Regions from separate parts of the Mus musculus genome. Here regions 2 and 3 are each linked to region 1. A link is a loop called in an ENCODE intact Hi-C map of the cell type or tissue named here. Cell type or tissue: left cerebral cortex. All regions are shown on one strand.

Evidence for each region. Hi-C counts contacts between places; a loop is a spot of excess contacts. Peaks named below come from ENCODE experiments on the same cell type or tissue, not always from the same donor. Only the 100,000 strongest peaks of a DNase experiment are listed, where the experiment ranks them.
Region 2: a loop joins it to region 1, with 6 times the contacts of the local background. A loop is called at or near these places in 6 of 42 quality-filtered maps.
Region 3: it touches region 1 in a loop (6-fold over the local background); 10 of 42 quality-filtered maps call a loop at or near these places.

Annotation. Positions count from the first base shown.
Region 1 is chr17:23,472,675-23,480,674 of GRCm38, reverse strand. It overlaps Vmn2r117 (vomeronasal 2, receptor 117), which reads left to right and starts at 1,078. Exons shown (of 6, transcript NM_001104581.1): 1 at 1,078-1,274; 2 at 2,156-2,447; 3 at 2,733-3,545; 4 at 5,106-5,333. The coding sequence starts at 1,078. In left cerebral cortex, no CTCF peak of the experiment used is centred here; no DNase peak of the experiment used is centred here.
Region 2 is chr17:23,342,979-23,350,978 of GRCm38, reverse strand. Vmn2r115 (vomeronasal 2, receptor 115) reads right to left here and starts at 7,002. Exons shown (of 6, transcript NM_001104579.1): 1 at 6,806-7,002; 2 at 5,635-5,926; 3 at 4,537-5,349; 4 at 2,934-3,161. The coding sequence starts at 7,002. In left cerebral cortex, no CTCF peak of the experiment used is centred here; no DNase peak of the experiment used is centred here.
Region 3 is chr17:23,322,861-23,330,860 of GRCm38, reverse strand. No RefSeq gene overlaps it. Among named protein-coding and RNA genes, the nearest start is that of Vmn2r114, 15 kb to the right of the region's middle. In left cerebral cortex, no CTCF peak of the experiment used is centred here; no DNase peak of the experiment used is centred here.

The DNA.
Region 1 (8,000 bases):
ACATAAACTAGAAGAAGGAGATGTAAACAATGTGTTGATCTATGAGAACTGAGGGTCACATTTGAGGATCATGTTTTAGAAATCAAATAAATAGTCAGGTTAGTTTCTTATTAATCATTGGTAATATGAGCGCTAGGTCTTTTTTAGTTTTGAAATGAGCACACAGATCAAGTATTATCTGGAATTTGATGAATATTTAAAAAGCAAGAGGCGTGAGAGCACGTCAACAAATGAATGTAAATAAATAAAATAATTAAAATTAACCAAATTTATCTCAGCCTTTATGCTATAGATTGGAAAAAATAGAATTCTAACAATACAGGGGAATATTCTAAATGTACTAAAATTATGATTAATGACTTTAATAAAAATAAATATATGTAAGAAAAATGTGGTCCTGTGATAATCTGGATAGTTTTGGATACAGCAGAATTCAGGTATTTCTAGACTGGACATAATTTTTAATTCTCAAGACAATGTAAGTACAGACTTTGTTTAGATATTCTGTATCTGTCACTGCTGCATCCTTGTCCATACTGCATTCTCAGTGGATATCAAATGCTCTAAAACTGAGACTGATTTTCCTTCTCTGGAGATTTCTGACACAAAGACCAATGTGTAACAATGACCTCAGATTTTGTGAGGCCTTCCTGAGCCATTAATGCATGTCTCATGCTGGATCAACTAACAAAATCCATTGATATTATTTAAGGTGTTCACAAAAACAGATTTTGAGGCAGTCCTGGGACCAAATTTTCACAAAGTGGAATCTTTCCAGGGACCTTAATTTCCTTAAACATGTGTGATGTCAACCATCAAGCTACACCATCCTCATCTGTATTATCAACCAAGTTTATCACGTGCACAGTGGACATCAGGTGAAGATCCTCAGGAGAGAGCATCAATGATTCCTCCAGGGGTGAGGAAACACCTGTAGAAAGGAAACATGAATGCATGTGTAGCATCTCCCTGGGACACAGTGTTAATAGTACATGGGAATATATTGGTACCTGTTTGATTTGCTGATCTGTTTGGCACTCCACAATCAATTCTGCCCAGGCTCAGAAGAGGAAAAATATGTTCACCTTGATTTTCCTCTTCTGGCTCCTGAACATTCCACTTCTTGTGTCTGATTTTATTTATCCGAGGTGCTTTTGGAAGATAAAGCAGAATGAAGACAAGAATAGAAACCAGGGAACAGAATGCACCTTCATGATTCATGCAGTACAACGGCCTGTGGAGAAAGAGTATTTTAGTCATATATTGAATATACAGTAAGTGCTTTTGTGTTTTCCATGTACAGTCATCATGAATGTTTCCCAAGACTACTGAGGATGAGGAGCAAAGCAAAGCTATGAGGCTTTTCCATAACAGGAAAGAGCTAGAAATATTTTTAGCAACTTAATGATATATTACCAATTTAAATTGATAGAGTATTTTTTTAATCAGCCTCACACTTAGGAATGGAAACTCAGCAATAAAACAAATCTGGACCTGTATATGTCACATAAATACCTCTCCTAGGCAGTTTCCATTTCACAACCAATGGTATCTTATCAAAAGAATGCCCATAAATTTTCTACTATTTTACCCTATGTGTTTAGGCAAATGGCCATAGAGTTTTCTGATGGTCCTTCCATCTCAGTGTAGATTCTCGTGCATGTTTTGGGGCCATTAATATTGGAGACACACATAGCTGTGCATATTCATCCACTTTCTTAAATTTCCTCCATGTGGTCCCTGTTTATGTACAGATGCTGCATCAAAAATTGAACTAAGATAGCTGTTCACTGTGAAGTTTATATTTTGATCTGTACAAATGCGTTGGCTTTAACAACTTACAAAGTCCAGTTCTTTACTTTCTCTCTTTAGAATAAGGATGCAATATATGGACTATAAGGGATCTGTTTGTGTTTTTTGAAAAGTGATGTTATTACTAATAGTGGTAACATCTCATTTATGAAAGATGACCTTTCATGAACCTTTCAAGGTTTAATGAACTTCCAGCTTCTTTGTCATCTCAACCACATTACACAGATCATTTCAATCTTTATGGGGTGGGGACAATAAAATCCACTGGAGAATTGTCCTTTTATTGACTACAAAATGTTATCTGTAAATTGCTGTCAATTATAAACACTGTAACCTTTTATAGAACTCATACTGAAAACCACAAGTATGCTCTGGCTTTGGCTTTTTCCATATATGAAATCAACAGAAACCCTGATATTTTGCCAAATATGTCTCTAACATTTAAATTCTCAAACTACAACTGTCACTGGAAATCCAAATATAACAGTTTCATTCATTTGAGTTTACAAAATCATGATATTCTCCCTAATTATATGTGTAAAGAATTCACCAAGTGTGCAATGGCACTTACAAGACTGAATTGGGCAACAACTGTGAAACTTAATACAATCCTAAACAACTTCATGTCTCAGCAGGTAAGTGTGTGTGTCTGTGTGTGTGTGTGTGTGTTTATTGAGACAGAGTGGGAATCCTGACATGAAATCATATATTTGTTGGTGCCAGCCTGACCTTACTTGGCCTGGGCAAATCTAAGTAGTTCAAGGGTACTATCACAGACTTGATTGGTTTCTCCATTTCCTTATATGTCATGTAGATGAGGGAGAAAATAATGGCTAGCTAAGATTTCTAGAACTGTGCATAAAAATATGTTTACAAGTTCTAAGAATTCATTGTACCTTGTGCTGGTTTTTGTTTTCTAGTTCCTTCAGATTACTTATGGACCCTTTCATCCTGTCCTGAGTGATCATGAAAAATTTCCCTATCTATATCAGATGGCTTCTGACCATACATCTCTAGCCCTTGCCCTGGTATCCTTCATAATTCATTTCAGTTGGAACTGGGTAGGGTTGGTCATCTCAGACAATGATGAAGATATCCAATTTCTCTCCTATTTGAGAAGAGAGATGGAAAAAAATACAGTCTGCTTTGCCTTTGTCAACATGATTCCAATGAGCATGAATTTATACATGTCAAGAGCTGAAGTGTATTACAACCAAATCATGACATCATCCACAAATGTTGTCATCATTTATGGTGACACAGACAGTACCTTAGCTGTGAGCTTTAGAATGTGGGAATCTCTAGGAATACAGAGACTATGGATCACCACCTCACAGTGGGATGTCAGTCCTAGTATGAAAGACTTTACATTTGGTAACGAATATGGGACTTTTGCTTTTGGACAACACCATAGTGAGATTTCTGGGTTTAAACATTTTGTCCAGACATTGAACTCTGTCAAATGCCCAGATGAATATCTGGTAAAGCTGGAATGGATGCACTTTAACTGTGAGGTCTCAGCCTCTAAATGTAAGACACTGAAGAACTGCTCATCCAATCACTCATTGGAATGGTTAATGGTACATACTTTTGATATGGCTTTTATTGAAGGGAGTTATGACATATACAATGCTGTGTATGCTTTTGCCCATGCACTCCATCAGATAGCTTTTCAAAAGCTTGATAATCTGCCCAAGGACAATGGGAAAGAACACAATTATAGCTGCAAGAAGGTAATGTTTCTACTGTTAGATGATGTTTAGTGTTATTAATGATATAGTTATAAGAGACTATAAATGCCCAAACCAAGTGTGCTAGAAAATGTTTTCCAAAATACAAAGAATATTTATTGAGCAAGTAAATCATTATATTAGTATAAGACTCTAATGTTAAGCAAATATACTATAAGGCATAATCTGTCCATGTAGACCTGTGATTTTGTTACAGATTACCTGAATATCATCATACATGTTCTAATACTGAAAACATACTAAGCCCATGCTCATGAGTCCACTGAAAGATGAGTTGTTGTTCATTAAATCTCAAGTACATTTATATCATTGTAGGGTATTGTTTTAATTAGACATCCAAACTCCTGCCGTTCCCACTCTAGCCTAGTGGTATCACTTGGTGTTCTGATAGTATTTACACAGAAATTCATGTTAGAATTCAGTTCATTACATTTGTGTGTGGTGATGTGTGAATGTATATTTCTCACTTCCTATTTGTATGTTTCTATGTTTCTCTATATCTGTGTGTATATCTATATCTGTGCCTATTACTAGATATAGATGATTGATATGTATATGAAGAGATATAGATATATACATATATAAAGACAGAGAGACACACAGAGAGAAACAGAGAGAGATGAGTCATATATAGAAACATTTTGCCAATCTGCCTATCTATCTGTCTAAGTCAGTTAAGAAAATATTTGTCTGTTTCCATTTCTTTCTGCATGGTGGATTTTGTCAGAATGTATATTCCTTTGTACAATTATAAATGCATGCATCGCCGGGTGTGGTGGCAAATGCCTTTAATCCTAGCACTTTAGAGGGAAAGGCAGTCTGATCTCTGATTTCGAGGCCAGCCTGGTCTATGGAGTGAGTTATAGGACAGCCAGGGCTATATAGAGAAACCCTGTCTCAAATAAATAAATAAATAAATAAATAAATAAATAAATAAATAAATGCATCTGCATGTGCCTGGGTTTTGTGTGTTTTTGTTGTATGTTTTTTCATTTTTGTCTGATTGTGCATGAGATCATAAATTTTTCAGTGTATCAATGTCACTCTATGTGGGGGTATCAATACATGTCTATGTGAACCTATGAATATTCCTCTGTGCATGGGTTTTGTGTGTGTGTGTGTGTTTGTGTAAAACTGAGTATGTGTTTTGTGTGTATCAGTGTCTATTTGATGTTTTTGATGCATAGTCTGTGTCTGTGTGTATGTGTGTTTTTATACATGTGTTTGGACATGTATTTGAATGTTTCTGTAGATAAGTGTGTGCTTGTGATATGTATGCATCGCTAAATGGATGCAAGTCTCTTTGTTTCATGTGTCTGTGTTTCATACTGCAAGTATATTTGATCTCTACACATATGTTTGTACTTGATTGGTAATCTCTTAGAGAACTAAAATAACAGCAACATTATAATTTTGTACATCCATTGAATTTCACTGAAATTTTCACTGGCATAGTGTCAATAAAGTTGTCTTTAAGAGGAAATAAGAACATATTTTCTTACCTTAAGAAAGAGACTATATATTATTCTGACTGTCTTTCAGCTGTATTCCTTTCTGAGAAAGACCCAGTTCACTAATCCTGTTGGGGACAGAGTAAATATGAACCGAAGAAACAAACTGCAGGAAGAATATGACATTTTCTACATTTGGAATTTCCCACAGGGCCTTGGACTTAGAGTTAAAATAGGAATGTTTAGTCCATACTTTCCAAATGGTCAACAGGTACATTTATCTGAAGATATGATAGAGTGGGCAAAAGGAAGTGCACAGGTGGGTTCAGCCTAATTGTACTAATTTAAATTGAACTGTCAGTGTGTGCATCCAAACTTCCTTGAAACTGGTGAGGTAAAATTGATTACCATGTGCAAGACTGATTTGTAGCATCCTATACTATGTTTATTTTTTCATGTTTACGTCCCTTTTTAGTAATTCATTGAGGATTTCCAACATTAATACAGTGTATTTGTTTCATATCAGATACTGTTTCATGCCTTTAATATTAACTTAACTGTTTTAGAAAATAGTTTATATTATTTCCAGTATACTGAGCAATATACTATTAGTCCACATATTACTCTTACAGAGTGAGTTTCCATCTTATGACAAACCCTTTCAAAGGATGTTTAAAGAATCTGGTTCTTTGTAAAGAGAGAGTAAATGCATCAAATCTAAGTCACTGATTTTTATTATATAGTTTTTAAACCTGCTTAACAATTAGTCCTAAATTTCCTACACCTCTACATAACCATACATTAACATTTTATAACAAATTTAGATACCTTATAAACTATACCTTGTCTTTTTCTTTTTCTTTTTAAAAATTTTTTATTAGGTATTTTCCTCATTTACATTTCCATTGCTATCCCAAAAGTACCCCATAACCCACCCCCCACTTCCCTACCCATCCATTCCCACTTTTTGGCCCTTGCGTTCCCCTGTACTGGGGCATATAAAGTTTGCAAGTCCAATGGGCCTCTTTTTCCAGTGATAGCCAACTAGGCCATCTTTTGATACATATGCAGCTAGAGACAAGAGCTCAGGGATACTGGGTAGTTCATATTGTTGTTCCACCTATAGGGTTGCAGTTCCCTTTAGCTCCTTGGGTACTTTCTCTAGCTCCTCCATTGGGGGCCTTGTGATCCATCCAATAGCTGACTGTGAGCATCCACTTCTGTGTTTGCTAGGCCCCGGCATAGTCTCACAAGAGACACTTATATCTGGGTCCTTTCAGCAAAATCTTGCTAGTGTATGCAATGGTGTCAGCGTTTGGAAGCTGATTATGGGATGGATCCCTGCATATGGCAATCACTAGATGGTCCATCCTTTTGTCACAACTCCAAATTTTGTCTCTGTAACTCCTTCCATGGGTGTTTTGTTCCCATTTCTAAGTAGGGGCAAAGTGTCCACACTTTGGTCTTCGTTCTCTTGAGTTTAATGTGTTTAGCAAATTGTATCTTATATCTTGGGTATCCTAAGTTTCTGGGCTAATATCCACTTATCAGTGAGTACATATTGTGCGAGTTCCTTTGTGATTGGGTTACCTCACTCAGGATGATGACCTCCAGGTCCATCCATTTGCCTAGGAATTTCATAAATTCATTTTTTTAATAGCTGAGTAGTATTTCGTTGTGTAAATGTACCACATTTTCTGTATCCATTCCTCTGTTGAGGGGCATCTGGGTTCTTTCCAGCTTCTGGCTATTATAAATAAGGCTGCTATGAACATAGTGGAGCATGTGTCCTTCTTACCGGTTGGGACATCTTCTGGATATATGCCCAGGAGAGGTATTGCGGGATCCTCCGGTAGTACTATGTCCAATTTTCTGAGGAACTGCCAGACTGATTTCCAGAGTGGTTGTACAAGCTTGCAATCCCACCAACAATGGAGGAGTGTTCCTCTTCCTCCACATCCTAGCCAGCATCTGTTGTCACCTGAATTTTTGATCTTAGCCATTCTGATTGGAATGAAGTGGAATCTCAGGGTTGTTTTGATTTGCATTTCCCTGATGATTAAGGATGTTGAACATTTTTTCAGGTGCTTCTCAGCCATTCGCTATTCCTCAGGTGAGAATTCTTTGTTCAGCTCTGAGCTCCATTTTTTAATGGGGTTATTTGATTTTCCTGTATTTCTTTAAGTGAGTTATTAATTTCTTTCTTAAGCTCCTCTACCAGAATCATGAGATACAATTTCAAATCTGAATCTTGCTTTTCTGGTGTGTAGGGGTATCCAGGACTTGCTGAGGTCAGAGTGCTGGGTTCTGATAATGGTGAGTGCTCTTGGTTTCTCTTAGTAAGATTCTTACATTTGCCTTTCACCAATTGGTAATCTCTGGTGTTAGTTGTTATACCTGTGTCTGGCTGGAGCTTTTTCCTCCTGTGATTCTGTTAGCCTCTGTCAGCACTCCTGGGTGTCCAAGTCTCTCCTGAGTCTCAGTGGTCAGAGTACTCTCTGCAGGCCACCTCTCCTCTGGTGGGGAAGAAGCACAGGTGTCTGGAGCTCAGATCTGCTTCCTGGCTGAAGATGAGGCCCAGAACAGGGCCTGTCTCAGAAGCTATGTTTCTTCTGCAGTCCGCAGGCTCTCCTGCACATGCTGGTCTCTCCTGAAATAATTCTTGACCAAAAATCTACCAACAGATGTCAGCAACACAACTAAAATATTAGTCAATGTGCCCAAATAACTTCATTCTATGAATGCAAGTATGGCTCATCAAATGAATATAAGTTACATGTAAAACATCACACAATCAAACTTAAAGATAGAACTATATTTTATACAAAAACATGCAGAAAAAAGCTCTTAATGCAGTCTACCATCATTTCAGAATTTAAAAAAGAATAAGCCAAATCTGACAATCTATGAGAATACTTGTTTCAATAAAGAAGACTTCTTTCTTTCTTTGTTTCTCTCTTTCTTTCTTTCTCTCTTTTCTTTTTTT
Region 2 (8,000 bases), 130 kb after region 1:
CCATCTCCAAAAACCAGGCAAGTTTTCCAGGATAGGGATTGAGACAACATCCCATACACAAAATCTTTGACCTACACTCTATCCTGCCTAACTATGTGTGGGAGAAAGAAGGAGCAGAGGAAATTGGATAGATAGCCAATGACTGGTCCAGCTTGAGAGACATTCCATAAGAGTAAACTTACCCTAGATGTTGGCAATAATACTCAGTTATACTTGAAGGCAAGAGCCTAAAATATCCATGATGAGAGAGTCATCACTCAGCAACTGAAGGAAGCAGATGCAGAGATACACTCCCAAGATAGGTTGAGCTTGGGGAATCCTGAGCAAGAGGGGAAGAGGGGAAAGAAGGATTTTGGGAGCAAGTGAGGTCAAGGAAACTGCAATATAGTCTACATAATCAATTAACCTGCCAGAAGTGCTCACAGAGACTGACCTACTACCATAAATAATGCATGGGACTGACATAGTCATTCTAAACATTTTTGACCTTTGTGAAGTTTGATCTTTGCAATGGGACTCCTAAGAGCAGTACTGGGGTCTGTATCTTACTCTGCTGCCTTTGTTTGAGATATTTTACTCCTATTTGGCTGCTTCCCCTGGCCCCAATAAGAGAACACGAATCTGTGCCTAATTGTTATGCTACATAATAGGTCAAAGCATTTTGCTATGGGAGGGGGGGTGACGCTCCCCTTTTCTAAAGAACGAAGGAGTAGTGGATGAGAGGGAGGGGAAGGATAGGAGAAGGAATAGGAGTAGAAGAAGGTGTGTAAATGGTTATCAGTACGTAAAGTAAATGAATGAATGAATGAATGAATGAATGAGCGAGCTACATTTAAAAATGATTGAAGCTGGTGGAACCTCCTGTTAACAAGAGAGATACCAGGGGTTCTCTCCTGTGCTTTCATATATGCTTCTTGGTCTACAATAAATTTTAAGTAAAGTTTGTCATGAACTATTTTATTTCACAGGCTGAGTATTTGCTATTTTAAAATTTCTATTTATATGCTTCTACTAGACAGATGTCTACTTTTCCCACACTATTTTGTATTTGTACAGCAGCAACATAATGGGTATATTGTTGATACCTAGAGTGGCTTCTTCTTTCTCTTGTTCCCATTGGTTTTAAATTTGATCTTTTAATCAAACATCCTTATTCAATGAGTTTCATTTTTCCTCCTTATTTTTATCTTTGTTGTAGTTTGTATTTTCTACTTCTTATGGCTTTTTCTTCCGTCCTCAATTTGGAGCATGCTTCTGTGAGATTATTCACTGAGGTAATTTTTTTGATTCATTTTGTTTTTCATATATATATATATATATATATATATATATATATATGTATATATATATATATGTGTGTGTGTGTGTGTGTGCGTGTGTGTGTGTGTGTGTGTGTGTGTGTGTGTGTGTGTGCTTGAAAGTCTTTAATTATTTTAAAATTTACTGAAATCCTTTGTTATTTTTGGACTCAGTGTCTCAGTGATTAAATATTTCAGAGTTTAATCGTATTCACCCACAGGTGATTCCTGCCCTTCTTTGATTTTTTATTACCATTCTTATAATAATCCTGTACTTCCTTGTTTAGTATATCATTGAACAGTCTTTCACATAAATATATGATTCTAATGTTTGAAATATTTCATTGATGTCTTCACATTTTTAATTATTAGATTCCACATTGAGATTAGAATATATATATATATATATATATATATATATATATATATATATATATATATATAAATATAATTTGAGGTCTTGTTAGAACACACAGGAGATTTCAATACTATCCTCTAAATGGATATGCAGTTTTATAACTTAATTTTCAGCTCTTATGTTCTTTGCTCTAAGAATGGAATTCTTAATCACATTGAGGAAGAAAAGTAACTTTAAATTTCATACTATCAGAGCAACAGGAGATACTACTTCAAATGAAACTGGGCAGTTTGAATATGATGTATTAAACTTATCACATCAGAATTCATACCTATGTTATACCTATCATGCATATTAGATATTTAATTTTCAAATTTTCTCAAAAGCAAAATTTTATTACTACCAATTTTTCCTCATATAGAGAATGCAACTTGCACAGGCTTCTTTATTTGAATGACCTATGAAAAATGAATGGGCCAGACAAGTTTGCTTTAGTGAGCATTATCTTTTACAATGTATGATCCAGGGCTATCGACATGGTTACAATCTCACAAACAATTCTTTTCAGGAGGAAAACCCATGTTTAATTTCCAGCACCCACTATGTGGCAAGAAGCTCTTGCAAATGCTCTGAGGTTTGAATAATTCTTCTGCTATCCATATATAGTACACATGAGCATTTGCACACATAAAAATGTAGAGAAAACATCTATACCAACATAAAAAAGAAAGAGAAAAAGAGAAGGTATAGTTTATAAGGTATCTGAATTTGTTATAAAATGTTAACGTATGGTTATGTAGAGGTATAGGAAATTTAGGAGTAGTTGTTAAACAGGTTTAAAAATACTATAATAAAAATCTGTGACTTAGATATGATGCAATTTACTCTGTCTTTACAAAGAACCAGAGTTTTTAAACATCCTTTGAAAGGGATAAAATTTTTGTCATAAAATTGAAACTCACTCTGTAAGAGTAATATTTGGACTAATAGTATATTGCTCAGTATACTGGAAATAATAGAAACTATTTTCTAAAACAGTTAAGTTAATATTAAAGGCATGAGACAGGTTCTGATATGATACAAATACACTGTATTAATGTTTGAAATCCTCAATGAATTACTAAAAAGTGACTTAAACATCAAAAAATCAACATAGTATATGGTGCTACAAATTAGTCTTTCACATGGCAATCAATTTTACCTCACCAGTTTCAAGGTAGTTTGGATGCACACACTTGACAGTTCAATTTAAATTAGTACAATTAGGCTGAACCCACCTGTGCACTTCCTTTTGCCCACTCTATCATATCTTCAGATAAATGTACCTGTTGACCATTTGGAAAATATGGACTAAATATCCCTATTTTAACTTTAAATCCAAGGCCATGTGGGAAATTCCAAATGTAGAAAATGTCATACTCTTCCTGCAGTTTGTCTCTTTGGTTCATATTCACTCTGTCCCCAACAGGATTAATGAACTGGGTCTTTCTCAGAAAGGAATACAGCTGAAAGACAGTCAGAATAATATAGACTATTTTTACTTCTTTAAAGTAATAAAATACATACTTATTTCATCTTAATGACAACTTTATTAACACTATGCCAGTGAAAATTTCAGTGAAATTTAATGAATATACAAAATTATAATGTTGCTGTTATTTTAGTTCTCTACGAGATTACCAATCAAGTACAAACATATGTGTAGACATCAAATATATTTGCAGTATGAAACACAGACACATGAAACAGACAGACTTGCATCCATATAGAGATACACACATAGCACAAGCACACACTCATTTACAGAAACATAAATATACATGCTCAAACACACATGTAAAAACACACAGGATATAAATCAAAAAACATCAAATAGACACAGAAACACACAAAACACATACTCAGTTTTACACACACACACACACACACACACAAAATGCATGCATAGAGAAATATTCATAGGTTCACATAGACCAGTATTGATACCCCAACACATAGTGATATTGATACACTGAAAAATTTATGATCTCATGCATAGACAGACAAAAATGAAAGAACATACACAAAAACACACAAAATCCAGGCACTTGCAGATGCATACATTTATAATTGTACAAAGAATATACATCCTGACAAAATCCACCATGCAGAACGAAATGGAAACAGACAAATTTATGTTAACTCTTTTACAGATAGATAGCCAGATTGGCAAAAAATTCTATGTATGACTCATCTCTCTCTGTTTCTCTCTTTGTGTCTTTCTCTGTCTCTCTCTCTATATATATGTATATATCTATATCTCTCTATATACATATCTATCATCTATATCTAGTAATAGACACAGATATAGATATACACACAAGTATAGAGAAACATAGAGACATACAAATAGGAAAGGAGAAATATACATTCACACATAACTACACATAAATGTAATGAACTGAATTCTAACATGAATTTCTGTGTAAATACTAATAGAGCACAAAATTATACTACTAGTCTAGAGTGGGAACAGCATGAGTTTGGATGTCTAGTTAAAACAATACTCTACAATGACTATAATGTACTTGAGAAAGGACGAGTGACAACTCATCATTTAGTAGACTCATGAGCATGGGGTGAGTATGATTTCAGGAACAGAAAATGTATAATGATATCCAAGTAATCAATAACAAAATCACAGGTCTACATGGACAGATTCTGCCTCATAGTATATTCGCTTAACATTAGAGTCTTATACTAATATAAAAATATACTTGCTCAATAAAAATTCTTTGCATCTTGGAAAACATTTTCTAGCACATTTGGTTTGGGCATTTATAGTCTCTTACAACTACAAAATTAATAACACTAAACATGATTTAACAGCAGAAACATTACCTTTTTGCAGCTATAATTGTGTTCTTTCCCATTGTCCTTGGGCAGATTATCAAACTTTTGAAAAGTTATCTGATGGAGTGCGTGGGCAAAAGCATAAACAGCATTGTATATGTCATAACTCCCTTCAATAAAGGCCATGTCAAAAGTATGTACCATTAACCATTCCAATGAGTGATTGGATGAGCAGTTCTTCAGTGTCTTACATTTAGAGGCTGAGACCTCACAGTTAAAGTGCATCCATTCCAGCTTTACCAGATACTCATCTGGGCATTTGACAGAGTTCAATGTCTGGACAAAATGTTTAAACCCAGATATCTCACTATGGTGTTGTCCAAAAGCAAAAGTCCCATATTCATTACCAAATGTAAAGTCTTTCATACCAGGACTGACATTCCACTGTGAGGTAGTGATCCATAGTCTCTGTATACCTAGGGATTCCCACATTCTAAAGCTTACAGCTAAAGTACTGTCTGTGTCACCATAAATGATGACAACATTTGTGGATGATGTCATGATTTGGTTGTAATACACTTCAGCTTTTGACATGTACAAATTCATGCTCATTGGAATCATGTTGACAAAAGCAAAGCAGATTGTATTTTTTTCCATCTCTGTTTTCAAATAGGAGAGAAATTGGATACCTTGATCATTGTCTGAGATGACCAACCCTACCCAGTTCCAACCGAAATGAATTATGAAGGATACCAGGCCAAAGGCTAGAGATGTATGGTCAGAAGCCATCTGATGTAGATAGGGAAATTTTTCATGATCACTCAGGACAGGATGAAAGGGTCCATAAGTAATCTGAAAGAACTAGAAATCAGGAACCAGCACAAGGTACAATGAATTCTTAGAACTTGTAAACATATTTTTATACACAATTCTAGAAATGTTAGCTAACTATTATTTTCTTCCTCATTTACATGACATATAAGGAAATGTAGAAACTGATCAAGTGTGTGATAGTACCCTTGAACTACTTAGATTTACCCAGGCCTAGTAAGATCAGGCTGGTACCAACAGATAAATGATTTCGTGACAGAATTCCCACTCTGCCTCAATAAACACACACACACACACACACACACACACACTTACCTGCTGAGATATGAAGTTGTTTAGGATTGTATTAAATTTCACAGTTGTTGCCCAATTCAGGCTTGTAAGCGCCATTGCACATTTGGTGTATTCTTTACACAAATAATTAGGGAAAATATCATAATTTTGTAAACTCACATGCATAAAACTCATTAATTTAGATTCCCAGACACAATTGTGTACTGAGAATTCAAATATTAGAGACATATTTGGCAAAATATCAGGGTTCATGTTGATTTCATATATGGAAAAAGCCAAAGCCAGAGCATACTTGTGGTTTTCAGTATGAGTTCTGTAAAAGTTCATAATGTTTATAATTAACTGCAATTTACAGATAACATTTGTAGTCAATAAAAGGACAATTCTACACTGGATTGCATTGTCCCCACCCCATAAAGATTGAAATGATCTGTGTAATGAGGTTGAAATGGCAAAGAAGCTGGAAGTTCATTAAACTCTGAAATGTTTATGAAAGGTCACCTCTCATAAATGAGCCACTATTAGTAATAACATCACTTTTCAAAAACACAAACAGATCCTTTATAGTCCATATATTGTGACCTTATTCTAAAGAGACAGTAAAGAACTGGACTTTGTAAGTTGTTAAAGCCAGTGAATTTGTATAGATCAAAATATAAAATTCACATGGACAGATATCTTAGTTCAACTTTTGATGCAGCATCTGTACATAAACAGGGACCACATGGAGGAAATTTAAGAAAGTGGCTGAATATGCACAGGTAGGTGTGCCTCCAATATTAATGGCCCCAAAACATGCACGAGAATCTACACTGAGATGGAAGGACCATCAGAAAACTCTATGGCCATTTGCCTAAACACCTAGGGTAAAATAGTAGAAAATTTATGGGCATTCTTTTGATAAGATACCATTGGTTTATGAAATGGAAACTGTATTTATGTGACATATTCAGGTCCAGATTTGTTTTATTGCTAAGTTTCCATTCCTATGTGCGAGGCTGATTTAAAAAAATACTCTGTCAATTTAAAGTGTTAAGATAGCATTAAGTCTGTAATAATATTTCAAGTTCTTCCTTGTTTTGCAGGCTGAAAACACCATGCAAAAGCCTCATAGCTTTGCTTTGCTCCTCATCCTCAGTAGTCTTGGGAAACATTCATGATGACTGTACATGGAAAACACAAAAGCACTTACTGTATATTCAATATATGACTAAAATACTCTTTCTCCACAGGCCGTTGTACTGCATGAATCATGAAGGTACATCCTGTTCCCTGGTTTCTGTCCCTGTTTTCATTCTGCTTCATTTTCCAAAAGCATCTAGGAGAAATAAAATCAGCCAGAAGAAGTGGAATGTTCAGGAGCCAGAAGAGGAAAATCAAGGTGAACATATTTTTCCTGTTCTGAGTCTGGGCAGTATTGATTGTGAAGTGCCAAACGGATCAGGAAATCAAGCAGGTACCAATAGATCCCCATGTACTATTAACACTGTGTCCCAGGGAGATGCTACACATGCATTCATGTTTCCTTTCTACAGGTGTTTCCTCACCCCTGGAGGAATCATTGATGCTCTCTCCCGAGGATCTTCACCTGATGTCCACTGTGCATGTGATAAACTTGGTTGATAATACAGATGAGGATGATGTAGCTTGATGGTTGACATCACACATGTTTAAGGAAATTAAGGTTCCTGGAAAGATTCCACTTTGTGAAAATTTGGTCCCAGGACTGCCTCAAAATCTGTTTATGTGAACACCTTAAATAATATCAATGTCCTTTGAGTTGATCCACCATGAGACATGCATTTATGGTTCAGGAAGGCCTCACAAAATCTGAGGTCATTGTTATACATCGGTCTTTGTGTCAAAATCTCCAGAGAAGAAAAATCAGCCTCATGTTTAGAGCATTTGATATCCACTGAGAATGCAGTATGGACAAGGATGCAGCAGTGACAGATACAGAATATCTGAACAAAATCAGTACTAACATTGTCTTTAGAATTAAAATTTTTTCCAATCTAGAAATACCTGAATCCTGCTGTATCCAAAACTATTCAAATTGTCACAGTACCACATTTTTCTTACATATATTTATTTTTATTAAAGTCATCACTTATAATTTTTAAATACATTTAGAATAGGCCCCAGTATAGTTAGAATTCTATTTTTTTCAATATATATAGCATGAAGGCTGAGATATATTCTGTTAAGTTTTAATAATTTTATTTATTTACATTCATTTGTTGATCTGCTCTCAGGCCTCTTGCTTTTAATTAATTTATTTATTTACTTTTTCATTTTTAATTTTTTATTAGATATTTTCTTTATATACATTTCAAATGCTTTCCCGAAAGTTCCCTATACCATCCCTCTGCCCTGCTGCCCTACCC
Region 3 (8,000 bases), 150 kb after region 1:
AGCTCAAGGAAACACTGCTCTGTGTGACCAAGAGGAGAGGATAGATATAGTTCAAGTATCCCTGAAAAGAAATGCTATTCCCTTTACTAAAAGAACAATAACATTATTTTAATAGCATCGTATTATACTCATAAAAAATTCCTTGCTCAACCATCATCAGAAAATCTTCCCTCTGTAGCAGAAGGTAAGAAATTCTGACATCCCCACCCAGACACAATGCTCAGAGTGAGAATCTTAGATCTCAAAGAAATGTCTCCTTGAAATATCTCCTCTCAGGCTTTAGCAAAGACCATGGAAAACATAGTAGAGAAACTGAGAAAAACAGTGGTATTTAGGTCACTGCGGAAACAAGGCTTTCTTAATCAACAGAAATGACACACAATAGAAGCACAGAGATAACAGATAAAGGGCCTACATCTGTCTTCCACAAAAGAAATTAGAAATCGAAACATGCCCATTCTCTAATCCACAGCAATCTCTAATTAATAGCCACTTGCCAATCAAAATTTAGTTTATTTTAAAGGAGTCTCAATCAGGAAACAAAATACTTTTAAGGGTAGACTGCATGTGCAGTAAAATATGGACAACAGAAAATGAAGTCAATTGCTACTTTTGAGGTTAATGTCTCATATTTCATTTCAGGTCTCTCCCCTCATATCTCTCTCTCTCTCTCTCTCTCTCTCTCTCTCTCTCTCTCTCTCTCTCTCTCTCTCTCTCTGTGTGTGTGTGTGTGTGTGTATAAAGCATTGTTCATTTCTTTTTAACCAAAAGTGTCTTTGCCTATATATTTTGGCTTCAGGATTAGAATTGTTAATGATATGCCTGGTAGTGTGAACATATGAGTTTCTGATTTTCATGCCTTTTCTTGTGGTCTGTTCCTAATGCTTATTCCTTTATACTAATTATTATGAGTTAATCTTTAATTTATCTCAGTGTATTTTATATTAATATATGTTATTATTCCACAGAAGCTTAATTGTTTTTTAATGAGAGATAATATTTGGGTGGTTCCAGATGAAAAGGGACGTGGGAATGGCCTGGATGTATTAGATGGTGGTAAAACAATAAGCAAAGTATATTATGAGAGAAAAATTAATTTTCATTTTCTTTCCATAGTTTATTAATTTATTTTAATTCCCATTACACCCTAATCACATCCTTATCTCCCTCCACTCCGCTTCCCTTAGAAATGCCTCCTCCCATTTCCACTCCCCTTCTCCACAGACAAAGGGAAGATACCTTGGGTACCACCCCACCTTGGGAAATCTTGTCCTAAAATGACTAAGAACTTTTTTTTGCCACTGATGACCAATCAGTAAGTTACATTAGGGGATAGTGATCCAATGGCAGTCAATAGAGTCAGAGACAGCCCCCTGTTACATTGTTAAGAGACACAGTGAAGGCTAAGCTGAATATCTTCTAGAAATGTGGGTGAGCCTAGGTCAGCCACTGATTTCTCTTTGTTTGGTGGTTCAGTCTCTATGTAACCCAAGGATAGTTGACTATGTAGGTCTTTTGTAGTGTTCTTGATCCCTCTGAATCCTCCAATTCTATCCCACATTCCTCCATAGACTCCCAAAATCCCATCAGATGTTAAGATATTACTTTCTGCATCTGTTTACAGCCACTGCAGATGGAGGCCTCTCAGGAGACAATTTTGCTTCATATCTGTCTGCAAGCATAACATTGTATCATTATAGTATCAGCGGTTAGCTCTCACCCCTGGGATTGGCCTCATGTTGGGACAGTTATTGGCTGTGCTCTCAGTGTCTGCTCCATCTTCATCCCTGTGCATCTTTTAGGCACTACAAATTTGGGATTGAAAGTTTTGTAAGTGGGTTGATATCACCCCTTTTCAACTAGAAGTCCTGAAAAGCTAGAGGAAGTAACCACTTCAGTCTCTTTATCTCATGCTGGTAGGAATTTCTGCTTGGTAAATCCTATATATTCTCTATATTGTTGTCTATCCCAGGTCTCCATCTAGGCTCAAAGATGCTCCCTACAAATTTCCACTTTTTCTCCCAGTCCTCTCCAGCTCCTCCTTCCTCCAACACCCAGTTCCAACCCCATACAAATATTCACTCCATCTCCAAATTAGTTCCCTCTATGTTTCTAGATTTGGAATATGTTCTTTTATGATTTTGGTGAAAATATTTTTATGCCATTGAGCTAGGATTATTTTCTTTCAGCTATTCATGCAATTCATAGCTTTGGTCTTTTCATATTGTCCCAGATTTCCTCAATGTTTTATGTTACAAACTTTGTAGATGAAATAAGTTTTTTCCTTTGATTTTATTTATTGTTGTTAATTAGGTATTTTCTTCATTTACATTTCCAATGCTATCCCAAAAGTCCCCCATACCCTGCCCCCCCCCACTCCCCTACCAACCCACTCCCACTTCTTTGCCCTGGCATTCCCCTGTACTGAGGCATATAAAGTTTGCAAGACCAATGGACTTCTCCTTCCAATGATGGCCGACTAGGCCATCTTCTGATACATATGCAGGTAGAGACATGAGCTCTGGGAGGTACTGGTTAGTTCATATTGCTGTTCCACCTATAGGATTGCAGACCCCTTTAGCTCCTTGGGTACTTTCTCTAGCTCCTCCACTGGGGGCCCTGTGATCCATCCAATAGCTGACTGTGAGCATCCACTTCTGTGTTTGCTGGGCCCCGGCAAAGCCTCACAAGAGACAGCTATATCTGGGTCCTTTCAACAAAATCTTGCTAGTGTATGCAATGGTGTCAGCGTTTGGAAGCTGATTATGGGGTGGATCCCCGGGTATGGCAGTCTCTAGATGGTCCATCCTATTGTCTCAGCTCCAAACTTTGTCTCTGTAACTCCTTCCTTGGGTGTTTTGTTCCCAATTTTAAGAAGGAGCAAAGTGTCCATACTTTGGTCTTCGTTCTTGAGTTTCATGTGTTTTACAAATTGTATCTTATATCTTGGGTATTCTAAGTTTCTGGGCTAATATCCACTTATCAGTGAAGACATATGTGAGTTCTTTTGTGATTGGGTTACCTCACTCAGGATGATGCCCTCCAATCCATCCATTTGCCTAAGAATTTCATAAATTCATTCTTTTTAATAGCTGAGTAGTACTCCATTGTGTAAATGTACCACATTTTCTGTATCATTCCTCTGTTGAGGAATATTTGGGTTCTTTCCAGCTTCTGGCTATTATAAATAAGGTTGCTATGAACATAGTGGAGCATGTGTTCTTTTTACCAGTTGGAACATCTTCTGGATATATGCCCAGGAGAGGTATTGCAGGATCCTCCTGTAGTACTATGTTCAATTTTCTGAGGAACCGCCAATATGATTTCCAGAGTGGTTGTACAAGCTTGCAATCCCACCAATAAAGGAGGATTGCATCTTTCTCCACATCCACACCAGCATCTTCTGTCACCTGAGTTTTTGACCTTAGCCATTCCGACAGGTGTGAGGTAGAATCTCAGGGTTGCTTTGATTTGCATTTCCCTGATGATTAAAAATGCTGAATATTTTTTCAGGTGCTTCTCAGCCATTCGGTATTCCTCAGGTGAGAATTCTTTGTTTAGCACTGAGCCCCATTTTTTAATGGGGTTATTAGATTTTCTGGAGTCTACCTTCTTGAGTTCTTTATATATATTGGATATTAGTCCCCTATCTGATTTAGGATAGGTAAAGATCCTCTCCCAATATTTTGGTGGCCTTTTTGTCTTATTGACAGTGTCTTTTGCCTTACAGAAGCTTTGCAATTTTATGCGGTCCCATTTGTCGATTCTCCATCTTACAGCACAAGCCATTGCTGTTCTATTCAGGAATTTTTCCCTTGTGCCCATATCTTCTAGGCTATTCCCCACTTTCTCTCTATAAGTTTCACTGTCTCTGGTTTTATGAGGAGTTCTTGGTCCACTTAGATTTGACCCTAGTACAAGGAGATAGGAATGGAACAATTCACATTCTTCTACATGATAACTGCCAGTCGTGCCAGCACCATTTGTTGAAAATGCTGTCTTTTTTCTACTGGATGGTTTTAGCTCCCTTGTCGACAATCAAGTGACCATAGGTGTGGGTTCATTCCTGGGTCTTCAATTCTATTCCATTGGTTTACTTGTCTGTCGCTATACCAGTACCATGCAATTTTTATCAAAATTGCTCTGTAGTACAGATTTAGGTCAGGCATGGTGAATCCATCAGATGTTCTTTTATCCATGAGAAGAGTTTTTGATATCCTATGTTTTTTTGTTATTCCAGATGAATTTGCAGATTGCCCTTGCTAATTCAGTGAAGAATTGAGTTGGAATTTTGATGGGGATTGCATTGAATCTGTAGATTGCTTTTGGTAAGATAGTCATTTTTACTATATTGATCCTGCCAATCCATGAGCATGGGAGATCTTTCCATCTTCTGAGATCTTCTTTAATTTCTTTCTTCAGAGACTTGAAGTTCTTTTTTTTTTTTTTCCATTTTTTATTAGGTATTTAACTCATTTACATTTCCAATGCTATACCAAAAGTCCCCCATATCCACCCACCCCCACTCCCCTGACCACCCACTCCCCCTTTTTGGCCCTGGTATTCCCCTGTACTGGGGCATATAAAGTTTGCAAGTCCAATGGGCCTCTCTTTCCAGTGATGGCCGACTAGGCCATCTTTTGATATATATGCAGCTAGAGTCAAGAGCTCCGGGGTACTGGTTAGCTCATAATGTTGTTCCACCTATAGGGTTGCAGATCCCTTTAGCTCCTTGGCTACTTTCTCTAGCTCCTCCATTGGGAGCCCTATGAACCATCCATTAGCTGACTGTGAGCATCCACTTCTGTGTTTGCTGGGCCCCGGCATAGTCTCACAAGAGACAGCTACATCTGCGTCCTTTCAATAAAATCTTGCTAGTGTATGCAATGGTGTCAGCGTTTGGATGCTGATTATGGGGTGGATCCCTGGCTATGGCAGTCTCTACATGGTCCATCCTTTCATCTCAGCTCCAAACTCCGTCTCTGTAACTCCTTCAATGGGTGTTTTGTTCCCAAATCTAAGGAGGGGCATAGTGTCCACACTTCAGTCTTCATTCTCCTTGAGTTTCATGTGTTTAGCAAATTATATCTTATATCTTGGGTATCCTAGGTTTGGGGCTAATATCCACTTATCAGTGAATACATATTGTGTGAGTTTCTTTGTGAATGTGTTACCTCACTCAGGATGATGCCCTCCAGGTCCATCCATTTGGCTAGGAATTTCATAAATTCATTCTTTTTAATAGCTGAGTAGTACTCCATTGTGTAGATGTACCACATTTTCTGTATCCATTCCTCTGTTGAGGGGCATCTAGGTTCTTTCCAGCTTCTGGCTATTATAAATAAGGCTGCTATGAACATAGTGGAGCATGTGTCCTTCTTACCTGTTGGGGCATCTTCTGGATATATGCCCAGGAGAGGTATTGCTGGATCCTCCGGTAGTACTATGTCCAGTTTTCTGAGGAACCGCCAGACTGATTTCCAGAGTGGTTGTACAAGCCTGCACTCCCACCAACAATGGAGGAGTGTTCCTCTTTCTCCACATCCTCGCCAGCATCTGCTGTCACCTGAATTTTTGATCTTAGCCATTCTGACTGGTGTGAGGTGGAATCTCAGGGTTGTTTTGATTTGCATTTCCCTGATGATTAAGGATGTTGAACATTTTTTCAAGTGCTTCTCTGCCATTCGGTATTCCTCAGGTGAGAATTCTTTGTTCAGTTCTGAGCCCCATTTTTTAATGGGGTTATTTGATTTTCTGAAGTCCACCTTCTTGAGTTCTTTATATATGTTGGATATTAGTCCCCTATCTGATTTAGGATAGGTAAAGATCCTCTCCCAATATTTTGGTGGCCTTTTTGTCTTATTGACAGTGTCTTTTGCCTTACAGAAGCTTTGCAATTTTATGCGGTCCCATTTGTCGATTCTCGATCTTACAGCACAAGCCATTGCTGTTCTGTTCAGGAATTTTTCCCCTGTGCCCATATCTTCAAGGCTTTTCCCCACTTTCTCCTCTATAAGTTTCAGTGTCTCTGGTTTTATGTGAAGTTCCTTGATCCACTTAGATTTGACCTTAGTACAAGGAGATAAGTATGGATCGATTCGCATTCTTCTACACGATAACAACCAGTTGTGCCAGCACCAATTGTTGAAAATGCTGTCTTTCTTCCACTGGATGGTTTTAGCTCCCTTGTCGAAGATCAAGTGACCATAGGTGTGTGGGTTCATTTCTGGATCTTCAATTCTATTCCATTGGTCTACTTGTCTGTCTCTATACCAGTACCATGCAGTTTTTATCACAATTGCTCTGTAGTAAAGCTTTAGGTCTGGCATGGTGATTCCGCCAGAAGTTCTTTTATCCTTGAGAAGACTTTTTGCTATCCTAGGTTTTTTGTTATTCCAGACAAATTTGCAAATTGCTCCTTCCAATTCGTTGAAGAATTGAGTTGGAATTTTGATGGGGATTGCATTGAATCTGTAGATTGCTTTTGGCAAGATAGCCATTTTTACAATGTTGATCCTGCCAATCCATGAGCATGGGAGATCTTTCCATCTTCTGAGATCTTCTTTAATTTCTTTCTTCAGAGATTTGAAGTTTTTATCATACAGATCTTTCACCTCCTTAGTTAGAGTCACGCCAAGATATTTTATATTATTTGTGACACTTGTGACAGGTTTTGTTTCCCTAATTTCTATCAAAGCCTGTTTATCCTTTAAGTAGAGAAAGGCCATTGACTTGTTTGAATTAATTTTATATCCAAATACTTTACTGAAGCTGTTTATCAGGTTAGGAGTTCTCTGGTAGAATTTTTAGGGTCACTTATATATACTATCATATCATCTGCAAAAAGTGATATTTTGACATTTTCCTTTCAAATTTGTATCCCTTTGATTTCCTTTGGTTGTGGAATTGCTCTGCCTAGGACTTCAAGTACCTCATTGAATAGGTAGGGAGAAAGGAGGCAGCCTTGTCTAGTCCCCAATTTTAGTGGGATTGCTTCCAGATTCTCACCATTTACTTTGACCTTGGCTACTGGTTTGCTGTAGATTTCTTTTATCATGTTTAGGTATGGGCCTTGAATTCCTTATCTTTCCAAGACTTTATCATGAATGGGTGTTGGATCTTGTCAAATGCTTTTTCCGCAACTAAGGAGATGATCATGTGGTTTGTCTGTATGAGTTTGTTTATATAGTGGATTACTTTGATGGATTTCCATATATTAAACCATCTCTGCATCCCTGGAATGAAACCTATTTATTTTATTGAGTATTTTTGCATTGATATTCATAAGGGAAATTGGTCTGAAGTTCTCTATCTTTGTTGGGTCTTACTGTGGTTTAGGTATCAGAGTAATTGTGGCTTCATAGAATGAGTTGGGTAGAGTACCTTCTGCTTCTATTTTGTGCAATAGTTCGTGAAGAACTGGAAGTAGATCTTCTTTGAAGGTCTGATAGAACTCTACACTAAACCCATCTGGTCCTGCGCTTTTTTTATGGTTGGGAGACTATTAATGACTGTTTCTATTTCTTTAGGGGATATAGGACTGTTTAGATCGTTAACTTGATCCTGATTTAACTTTGGTACCTGGTAACTGTCTAAAAATTTGTCCATTTTGTCCAGGTTCTCCAGTTATGTTGAGTATAGCCTTTTGTAGAAGGATCTGATGGTGTTTTGGATTTCTTTAGGATCTGTTGTTATGTCTCCATTTTCATTTCTGATTTTGTTAATAAGGATTTTGTCCCTGTGCCCTCTAGTGAGTCTAGCTAAGGGTTTATCTATCTTGTTTATTTTTCTCAAAGAATCATCTCCTTGTTTGGTTGATTCTTTGAATAGTTCTTCTTGTTTCCACTTGGTTGATTTCACCCCTGAATTTGATTATTTCCTGCCATCTACTCCTCTTGGGTTAATTTGCTTCTTTTTGTTCTAGAGCTTTTACATGTGTTGTCAAGCTGCTAGTGTGTGCTGTCTCTAGTTTCATTTTGGAGGCACTAAGAGCTATGAGT